Linked DNA regions of Homo sapiens: region 2 is linked to region 1. Evidence: chromatin contacts called from ENCODE Hi-C or POLR2A ChIA-PET data. All regions are on one chromosome and are shown on one strand. The core of a region is the stretch at or near the end of the contact, and the rest is flanking DNA. Distances in the headings are between cores, read along the strand shown.

Evidence for each region. A loop is a pair of places that touch in the nucleus more often than their neighbours do. ChIA-PET counts read pairs that join two places held with the same protein, here RNA polymerase II (POLR2A). Pooled maps may share reads with other maps.
Region 2: a map with no recorded cell type shows a loop between it and region 1 (4-fold over the local background). The contact joins the promoter of TADA2A here to the enhancer-like site in region 1. A Hi-C loop is called at or near these places in 1 of 168 maps with a recorded cell type or tissue (gastrocnemius medialis), 4 of 37 single-sample maps with no recorded cell type and 9 of 50 pooled maps. POLR2A ChIA-PET finds 5 or more read pairs at or near these places in 6 of 52 experiments (Caco-2, HCT116, MCF 10A and 3 more).

The regions. Positions count from the first base shown.
Region 1 is chr17:36,548,215-36,552,827 of GRCh38, reverse strand. All of the region lies in intron 2 of GGNBP2 (gametogenetin binding protein 2), which reads right to left. Among named protein-coding and RNA genes, the nearest start is that of GGNBP2, 5.6 kb to the right of the region's middle. Within about 2 kb of position 2,172, at least 2 of the 41 ENCODE cell types and tissues checked have a DNase peak (open chromatin) inside an H3K27ac peak, as active enhancers do; they include OCI-LY7, where a contact is called at or near this core.
Region 2 is chr17:37,404,743-37,409,355 of GRCh38, reverse strand. It overlaps TADA2A (transcriptional adaptor 2A), which reads right to left and starts at 2,470. Exons shown (of 16, transcript NM_001166105.3): 1 at 2,407-2,470. ACACA (acetyl-CoA carboxylase alpha) reads left to right here and starts at 2,520. Exons shown (of 56, transcript NM_198834.3): 1 at 2,520-3,094. The coding sequence starts at 3,057. RefSeq lists an enhancer at 654-1,338.

The DNA of each region.
Region 1 (4,613 bases), core at 923-3,422:
GCTGGTTTCAAACTCCGGAGCTCAGGCAATCTGCCTGCCTCGGACTCCCAAAGTGCTGGGATTACAGGCGTGAGTCACCACGCCTGACCCATTTCAATAGCTTTTACCATTCTGAAAGTTTTTTCTTCCATGCATACAGATGAAATGTCCAAATGTCAATTATCCAATTTTCAGGTTTATCAACCCTGACATCTTGTTTCTAGTTTTCCTTCTCAGTCTTATTAATACCTCTAAAGGGGGGTAGCAATAAGTAATAATAAAGACACTTCATGTGTATTAGACATTGTTATAAGCACTTTCATACATTAACTTTATCAACAGCACAAAGCAAAACTGAAGTCAATGGTCTATTTTAATGCTGTAGCTATCAATAATCTGGTGAGGATGACTGAAAAGAGCAAAATATCTAATGAACCATACTGCCTATTGTATTTATTCTAATTAACATGCTCTACTCAAATTTAAAAAAATAATAATAATCCTGGTATTGGAAATCCTGGTCCAGAAAACTATTATAATAAAAGCAATAAAATAGTTAATAGTTCAATTAACTCATATTTTCTGGAATCATCAAAAGGTTTAAGACACACAAAAATTTAACTGTCAAGTCATTAAAAAGGTATAAACTTTTAGAGCCATGTAACTCAACAGAATATTGGAGGTCACTCCAAACCTACCATTTAAGTAACTAATACCTTGATTTATATTTTCATTTGCTTGATACAAATATACACCATTTCACCACATACCAATAGCCGTAATAAAAAATGACAATTATCTATACTGTTTAAAGATCAAAGCTATCAATTTAAGAAACAAAGAATATTCCTTATTTAACCAAATCAAAATCTCTCCAGTCTGGTTCTTAGGCAAAATCCTAAATTCTGACTCAGTATGTATTTATATTCTGATCAACTGTTTTAAAAATTGAAACGGAGATCAAAGAACACATCTAATAATACTGAGACCTGCGAGCTGATTTGTAAAATTTTTTTTTTGAGACAGGGTCTCAACTCTGTTGCCTAGGCTGGAGTGCAGTAGCTCAATCTCGACTCACTGCAGCCTCTGCCTCCCAGGTTCAAGCAATTCTCCCAAGTAGCTGGGATTACAGGCGTACCACCATGCCCAGCTAATTTTTGTATTTTTAGTAGAGACAGGATTTCACCATGTTGGCCAGGCTGGTCCTGAACTCCTGACCTCAGGTGATCCACTCTCCGAGGCCTCCAAAAGTGCTGGGATTACAGGCATGAGCCACCGCGCCCAGCCTAAAATATTTTAATTATATGGATAATACCTGATTTAGGAATTCTTTCTAAGAAGTCAATAAAGAAGCCGGTGGCTCACGCCCGTAATCCCAGCACTTTGGGAGGCCCAGGCGGGTGGATCACCTGAGGTCGTGAGTTCAAGACCAGCCTGACCAACATGGAGAAACCCTGTCTGTACTAAAAATACAAAAAATTAGCCATAGTGGCACATGCCTGTAATCCTAGCTACTTGGGAGGCTGAGACAGGAGAATCACTTGAACCCAGAAGGCGGAGGTTGTGGTGAGCCAAGATCGTGCCATTGCACGCCAGCTTGAGCGACAAGAGCAAAACTCGGTCTCAAAAAAAAAAAAAAGTCAATAAAGAACACGGTTATTTTTAAAAACAAAACTTGTTTCCAATCATTTCATTTTCACCTAATTAGTAGCAAAAATACTAAGATCTAATCTATTTCTATCTTTCCTGGTTTCATCAGCTTGCATACTACTAAATTTTCTCTTGTATTTACTCACTACTCTGGCTGGAGACAATGCACTCAAACTAAATACTCTGTCCTCGCCTTTCAAACACTTAGGACAATGGCTTTTTACCTTACTGTTTTCTGGCCAATCACTATATGCTGTTCAGTGTTTTAAGAGATGAAAATAAAAAGGGGAAGGCAAAGAGGCTAGTAGCACAATTTGTTCTTCATTCTTTAAAACCACTTCCTTAACTTAATCTTGAGATTCTAGGTTACCTAAAGGAAGACAGTCCTGTAAAGTATTTCAGGTGTGGTTTTATAGAGGCATCATTAGCATTCAGCTTCATGAAGAGGTTCCCTACCCATAGCTAGCAACAAATAGAACAAGTCATTGTGCTGCAATTACTGCTTTATAAAGTTTATTGAATCAATTACCCACTTTCACTCTTAAGTATCTGTTCTGGTTTCTCCTGACCACAAAAAAAACCTGTTTTTAGCGCATTCTCACAAGTTCTAACCAACAATATACTAAGTTTGCATTTATTAAAATCACTGTCATTTTGGTTTTACTCCACACAGCTATTTGTAACATCTATCACCCTCAGTAAAATTAACTGTTAAAAGTTGAAAGAAAACATTAAATGCTAACTTTTAACAATTACAAAACATCTAATTCCCAAGTGGATATGCCACCATTTATCATTTTTTTAAAGTGTAAGACATTAAGAACTCTTACCAGATTAATGCTGTACATGCAAACAAGAACAAAAAGAAAAAAAAAACAAAACCCCAAACTCTTATCAGAGTAGTCTATTTAGATTGGTTTAAATTAGGAGAGTAAACTGCAATGCAGAAATGTAACAATCTGGCCGGGCGCATTGGCTCACGCCTGTAATCCCACCACTTTGGGAGGCCGAGGCAGGCAGATCACTTGAGGTCAGGAGTTCGAGACCAGCCTGGCCAAAATGGTGACGCCTCGTCTCTACTAAAAATACAAAAACTAGCCGGGCATGGTGGCGGGCGCCTGTAATCCCAGCTACTCAGGAGGTTGAGGCCCAAGAATCACCTGAACCTGGAAGGCGGAGGTTGCAGTGAGCCAAGATCACACCACTGCACTCCAGCCTAGGTGACACAGTGAGACTCCATCTCGAAAAAAAAAAAAAGAAATATCATAGCAATCTGACAATATGTACCTGGAACTTTACAAAAGGTTCTTATCCTTTGATCCAACCAGTAATTCCACTTCCAAAAGCCTGAGAAAACATTTTAATGCAAAGATTTTTGCATTATTTATGTTCTTACAGTTTATTCATAGCAAAAACTAGAACAACCTCCATGTCCAACAGTGGAAAAATAATTACAGAATGTCATACAACGGAATATTACACAGCCATTAAAAATGTTTAAGAATGACAAGAAAAAATGTTTTCAAAATTACATTTAGTGAAATAAATAAGGACAAAAAGTTACAGAATATATTAACTGTATCTGTGTGTCTAGGACTGAAATTACACCAAATGTGCTTATCCCTGAGAAGCATGACTAAGGGTAATTTGTTTTGTAGTTATTTTTCAAGATTTTAGAAGGAATATATATTTTGGCCGGGTGTGGTGGCTCACACCTGTAATCCCAGCACTTTGGGAGGCCGAGGCGGACAGATGACCTGAGGTCAGGAGTTCAAGACCAGCCTGGCCAACATAGGGAAACCCCCATCTCTTCTAAAAATACAAAAAAATTAGCTGGGCGTGGTGACACGCACTTGTAATCCCAGCTACTCAGGAGGCTGAGGCAGGAGAATCACTTGAGCCTGAGAGGCAGAGGTTGCAGTGAGCCAAGATCAGGCCACTGTACTCCAGCCTGGGCGACAGAGCGAGACTGTGTCTCAAAAAAAAAAAAACTTTAATTCTTCAGATTTCTCTAAAATCAAATATGTATTCTATCTGTTATTTTATAATTGTAGTAACACTGAACAACATTTTAGCCAGAGTATAAAACTTTCTTAAATATTTCACCATTCCACCAACTTATTTGGAATTTTCTCAAGTACACCTACATCAGCCCTATCCTATACTCAGGTGTTCAAACTCACTGAACTACCATGGGAATCTTCTAAACATGGACACAACATATCACATAAAAGAAGAGGCTATTTTTTTTTTTGAAACGGAGTTTCACTTTGTCTCCCAGGCTGGAGTGCAGTGGCGCAATCTTGGCTCACTGCAACCTCCGCCTCTGGGGGTTCAATCAATTCTCTTGCCTCAGTCTCATCAGTAGCTGGGTCTACAGGCACACTCTACCACACCCACTGATTTTTTTGTATTTCAGTAGAGACAGGTTTTTACCACATTGCCCAGGCTGGTCTCAAACTCCTGAGCTCAGGCAATCTGCCAGCCTCGGCCTCCCAAAGTGCTAGGATTACAGGCATGAGCCACAGCACCGGGCCTAAGGCTACTTTTTTTTTTTTTTTTTTTTTTTTTTTTTTTTTTTTTGAGACAGAGTCTTGCTCTTGTTGCCCAGGCTGGAGTGCAGTGGTGCGATCTCGGCTCACCGCAACCTCCACCTCCCGGGTTCATAGGATTCTCCTGCCTCAGCCTCCTGAGTAGCTGGGATTACAGGCACCCACCACTATGTCTGGCTAATTTTTGTATTTTTAGTAGAGACGGGGTTTTGCCATGTTGGCCAGGCTGGTCTTGAATTCCTGACCTCCAGTAATCCACCTGCCTCAGCCTCCCAAAGTGCTGGGATTACAAGCGTGAGCCACCAAACCCAGCCTAAGGCTACTTCTTTACATACAAGTTTGTTAATTTCATTTTACAAGTCCAAATTACAACTGCCAGTTTAACTAAGGGTAAAGTTTCAGCATCCCAACTAAAATGATAAAGTCTGCAAC
Region 2 (4,613 bases), core at 1,221-3,720, 860 kb before region 1:
GCACTTTGGGAGACTGAGGCAGATGAATCTCCAGAGGTCAGGAGTTTCAGACCAGCCTGGGCAACATAGTGAGAACCCCGTCTCTACCAAAAATACAAAAAAATTTGCTTGGCGTGGTGGCGGGCGCCTATAATCCCAGCTACTCGGGAGGCTGAGGCATGAGAGTTGCTTGAACCAGGCAGGTGGAGGTTGCAGTGAGCCGAGATTGTGCCACTGCACTCCAGCCTGGGCGACAGTGCAAGATCCTGTCTCAAAAATAAATAATAAATAAGTGAAAGCAGAGACTATATCGGATACCTATCTGTATGCTTTTAAAATGCCAAGCATACAGGAGGAATACAATAAACACATAGTAGTGGACTAATAAATGTTAATTCTACAAAAGGTTAATTTATCTTTAGCTTTTCTGAAGTGATTTTTTTCACCCTGGTAATTTTTAGCTTGGAGAATAATTCATCACTAAGTGTGGGCAACATTTCTGCTAACGCTGCCATCAAAGAACTTTCCCTTTTTGGGGTGGGGTAGGTCTCCCTTTGCTGTCCTCTCAGGAAAAGTTGAGCTCTGAAGAAAAATGAGTCTAGCAAGGGTGTATTACGAACGCAGCAATCAAATAACTGCCAAATTTACTGAACTTTTTCAATTTGCTAGGTACCCGTGGGTACCAAGGTGTGGGGATTCTTTGAATCCTCACTCCCACACTTTTGGGGCAAGCTGCTTTTTCAAAAGCAAGCAAGCTCTGAAAGAGTATGTTACTTGCGCAGTGTCTTACAAGGGATAGCTGTGTCATTTCAAATACAGATGTCAAGGCTGGACGCAGTGGCTCACGCCTGTAATCCCAGCACTTTAGCAGGCCGAGGCAGGCAGATCACCTGAAGTCGGCAGTTCGAGATCAGCCTGACCAACATGTAGAAACCCTGTCTCTACTAAAAATACAAAATTAGCTGGGCGTGGTGGCGTATGCCTGTAATCCAGCTACTTGGGAGGCTGAGGCAAGAGAACTGCTTGAACCCGGGAGGTGGAGGTTGCGGTGGGCTGAGAACGCGCTGTTGCACTCTGGCCTGAGCAACAAGTGTGAAACTCCCTCTCAAAAAACAAAAACAAAAACAGACGTCCAGTAAAGGATGCACAGTCAATAGGGACTGATCAACACTCGAAAAAGCACAGTAGGAGGCCGGGTGCGGTGGCTCACGCCTGTAATCTCAGCACTTTGGGAGTCCCAGGTGGGCAGATAACCTGAGGTCAGGAGTTCGAGATCAACCTGGCCAACACAGCGAAACCCCATCTCTACTAAAAATACAAAAAATAGCCAGGTGTGGTGGCGGGCGCCTGTAATCCCAGGTACTCGGGAGGCTGAGGCAGGAGAATCGCTTGAACCTGGGAGGCAGAAGTTGCAGTGTGTTGAGATGGCGCCATTGCACTCCAGCCTGGGCGAAAGAAACGCCATCTCAAAAAATAAAAAAATAGTAGGGCCGGGCGTGGTGGCTCACGCCTGTAATCCCAGCACTTTGGGAGGCCGAGGCGGAAGGATCACTTGAGGTCAGGAGTTCGAGACCAGCCTGGCCAACATGGTGAAACCCCACCTCTGCTGAAAATACAAATATTAGCTGGGCGTGGTGGCCCACGCCTCAGGCACGAGAATCGCTTGAGCCTGGGAGGCGGAGATTGCAGTGAGCCGCGATCGTGCCACTGCACTGCAGTACAGCCTAGGAGAAAAAAAAAAAAAGGCAAAAAAGCACAATATTGCAGTCTGCAGAATCTTCTTTCTCCCCCTTTCACAAGAGACCACATTCTGACACCAACTTCCGTGGAAACACTGGCGCTAGCTCCAAACTAACAATCGCCAAATTCGAATCAGTTACCGGGAGAAGGAAGTGAGGCACTTCGCCGGGCAGGAGTCCACGTTGGGAGGAGGAAAGGCGCAGGCTCCCGAGTTGTGGAGCCAACGTTCAAATCCTTACGGGGTGGGACCGGCCTGGGCCAGTCATTTTACCTGCGCCTCAGCTCTAACAGGGTACTGAAATACCTACTTTGGGGGGCCTGCTAGGAAATTCAAATGGGCAACGCTGGTCAGGGGCATCTGGCACAGTGGCCATTCTTGGTAGAGCTACGCGCTCCAGGGCTGAGCGGGAAATGGCGAGGCCGGGGCACTGGGGCACCGCCCAGACGCGGGGCGGGCCCCCGGGGTCAGGCCCGGCCCCACACCGCCCTCCCCCACAGAGCGGCGAGGCCCGCCGCTGCCCGCCCGCCGGCCCGCCAGCCTGCCGCGTCAAGCCCGCCGCCGGGGCCCGCAGCCCGCGACTCCTCCCCCGCCGCACCTCGTGGCCCCCGCTTCTCCCTAGTCCCGCTAGAGGGGCTCGCGCTCCGCCACCCGCCCGCCCGCCCGCCCAGCGCTGCCTGGCGCCTCACCTCGCCGAGACCCCCTAATCCGCGCCAAAGAGCCGCCGGTCGCGCGCGCCTCCGGGCTTTGCGTGCGCGCCCCCGGGCGGCGCAGTGGCGAGCGCGCCGCGTGCCGCGCGCCCGCCGCCTCCGCCCCTCGGCCGTGGAGGCCCCCGCCGGGTGCTGAGCGCCCGCCACCGCCCTCTTGGCCTTTTCCCGGTCCCCGCCGCGCGCCTGCTGCTGTCCCCGTGCCCGAGGACTGGGAGGATGGGGCTGAGCCGCTTGCCTGACTTTTGATCCGACCAGTAATCACTTTGCCCGTGTGGCGCGTGGCCCGTTGCCTGAGGCTTCCTGGCGCGTGGGGCTGTTTGGTCCCCTCCGGAGTGCGGTGAGGCGGGCCGAGCCGGGACTGCCTGGGTTTGGGGATAACGTTCCCATCTCCACCCCTGTTGCAGCAAGGGAAATTGAGGCTGAGGGAACTGGGCCCAGGGACGGCGAGCCGTGGCGCCTCTCCAGTCCGGGCCCCGAAGGGCTGCTCGTGGATGAACCAGACTGATTTTAAGGGGTGAAGAGGGTGCGTTTCAATCAGATGCTCCTGGAACGTCGAAATTGTCTTCTTTGGAAAGAACCATCCCCTCTTTGGGCTTCAGAGGCCCAAATTGAGGCGCAATGATGAGAGGATGTGGTGGTCTACTCTGATGTCAATCTTGAGGGCTAGGTATGTCCCAAGATCTCTTATTACTGCTGTTAATGATGATTCTAATAGCTACCATTTGTCGAGTACTTATTGCATGCCAGACATTGCACAAAGCAGGTTACACATACGGTCTCATTTAAAACTTGTGAGGTAGGCACCTGTTGTTATCCCTATTTTCCAGGTGAAGAAATCTAGGCACTGACATAAATAACTTGGGATCACACTGCTAGGAAGTACTGGGGAAGGGAATTCAAACCATGGTTTATCTGAACTATATAACTGTTACATCTATTTAGAAGTCTGCCTTTGATAAATTTGCCCAACCTTTTTTTAGAATTCACTTACACTTTATGCCTGTGTGAACCCTTTCATTCTTTTTTGGTATATGCATAATACAAGTTCATTCCAAAAAAAAAAAAAAAAAAAAGCCCTGCCGGGCGCGGTGGCTCACGCCTGTAATTCCAGCACTTTGGCAGGCCGAGGCGGGCGGATCACAGGGTCTGGAGTTCTAGACCAGCCTGACCAACATGGTGAAATCCCGTCTCTACTAAAAATACAAAAAATTACGCGGGTGTGGTGGCAGGCACCTGTAATCCCAGCTACTCCGGAGGCTGAGGCAGTAGAATCGCTTGAACCCTGGGGGCAGAGGTTACAATGAGCCAAGATCTTGCCATTCCACTCCAGCCTGGGCAACGAGAGCGAAACTCTGTCTCAAAAAGAAAAGAAAAGGAAAGAAAAACCACCTCCCACCAGGTTAAATAAATAATTAACATTTTGGTATGTACCCTTCCAGACATTTTCCTATGCATCACATCAATAAATATATGATAGGATATTTTACATTTGATGTATCCTGAAGATTAATTCAACAAATGTTTAGTGAGTAGGCTTGTTGTAGGTGCTGGGAATTCAGCAGTGAACAAAACAAAGTCTCTGCCTCATGGAGCTCATATTATAGTAGGGAAGACTGTCAATAAGCAATATACACATTACTAAATGATAGATAATGCCCAGTAATGTGGCAAGTTTTATGGAAAAATAAATCAGGATAAAAGGATAAGAGTGATATGGGGATTCTCTTAGTTAGGGTAGATAAGGAAGGCCTCTTAGCTAAGGAGGCACATAAATATCTGATCATTTAATGAGAGAAGGAGCAACATGGATTTCTAGAGGGAAACTATCCTAGAAGAGAAGCAGCAAGTGCAGTGACCCTGAAATGGGGATTTGTTTGGCATGGAGAAAGGGCAAGACCAGTGTGGCTGGAGCACAGCAAATGAGAGAAATTAGATGGAAATCAAGGCAGATCATGTATCATCTGGTAAGGTTTGGATTTTATTGGGAAGTGACAGAATATGACGAAGGGTTGAGAGCAAAGGAGTAGCTTTGCTGTAAAAGGATCACTGTGGGCTGGGAGCGGTGGCTCACACCTGTAATCCCATCACTTTGGGAGGCCGAGGCAGGCGGATCACTTGAGGTTAGAAGTTCGAGACCAGCCTGGTCAACATGGTGAAACCTCATCTCTACTAAAAATACAAAAAAA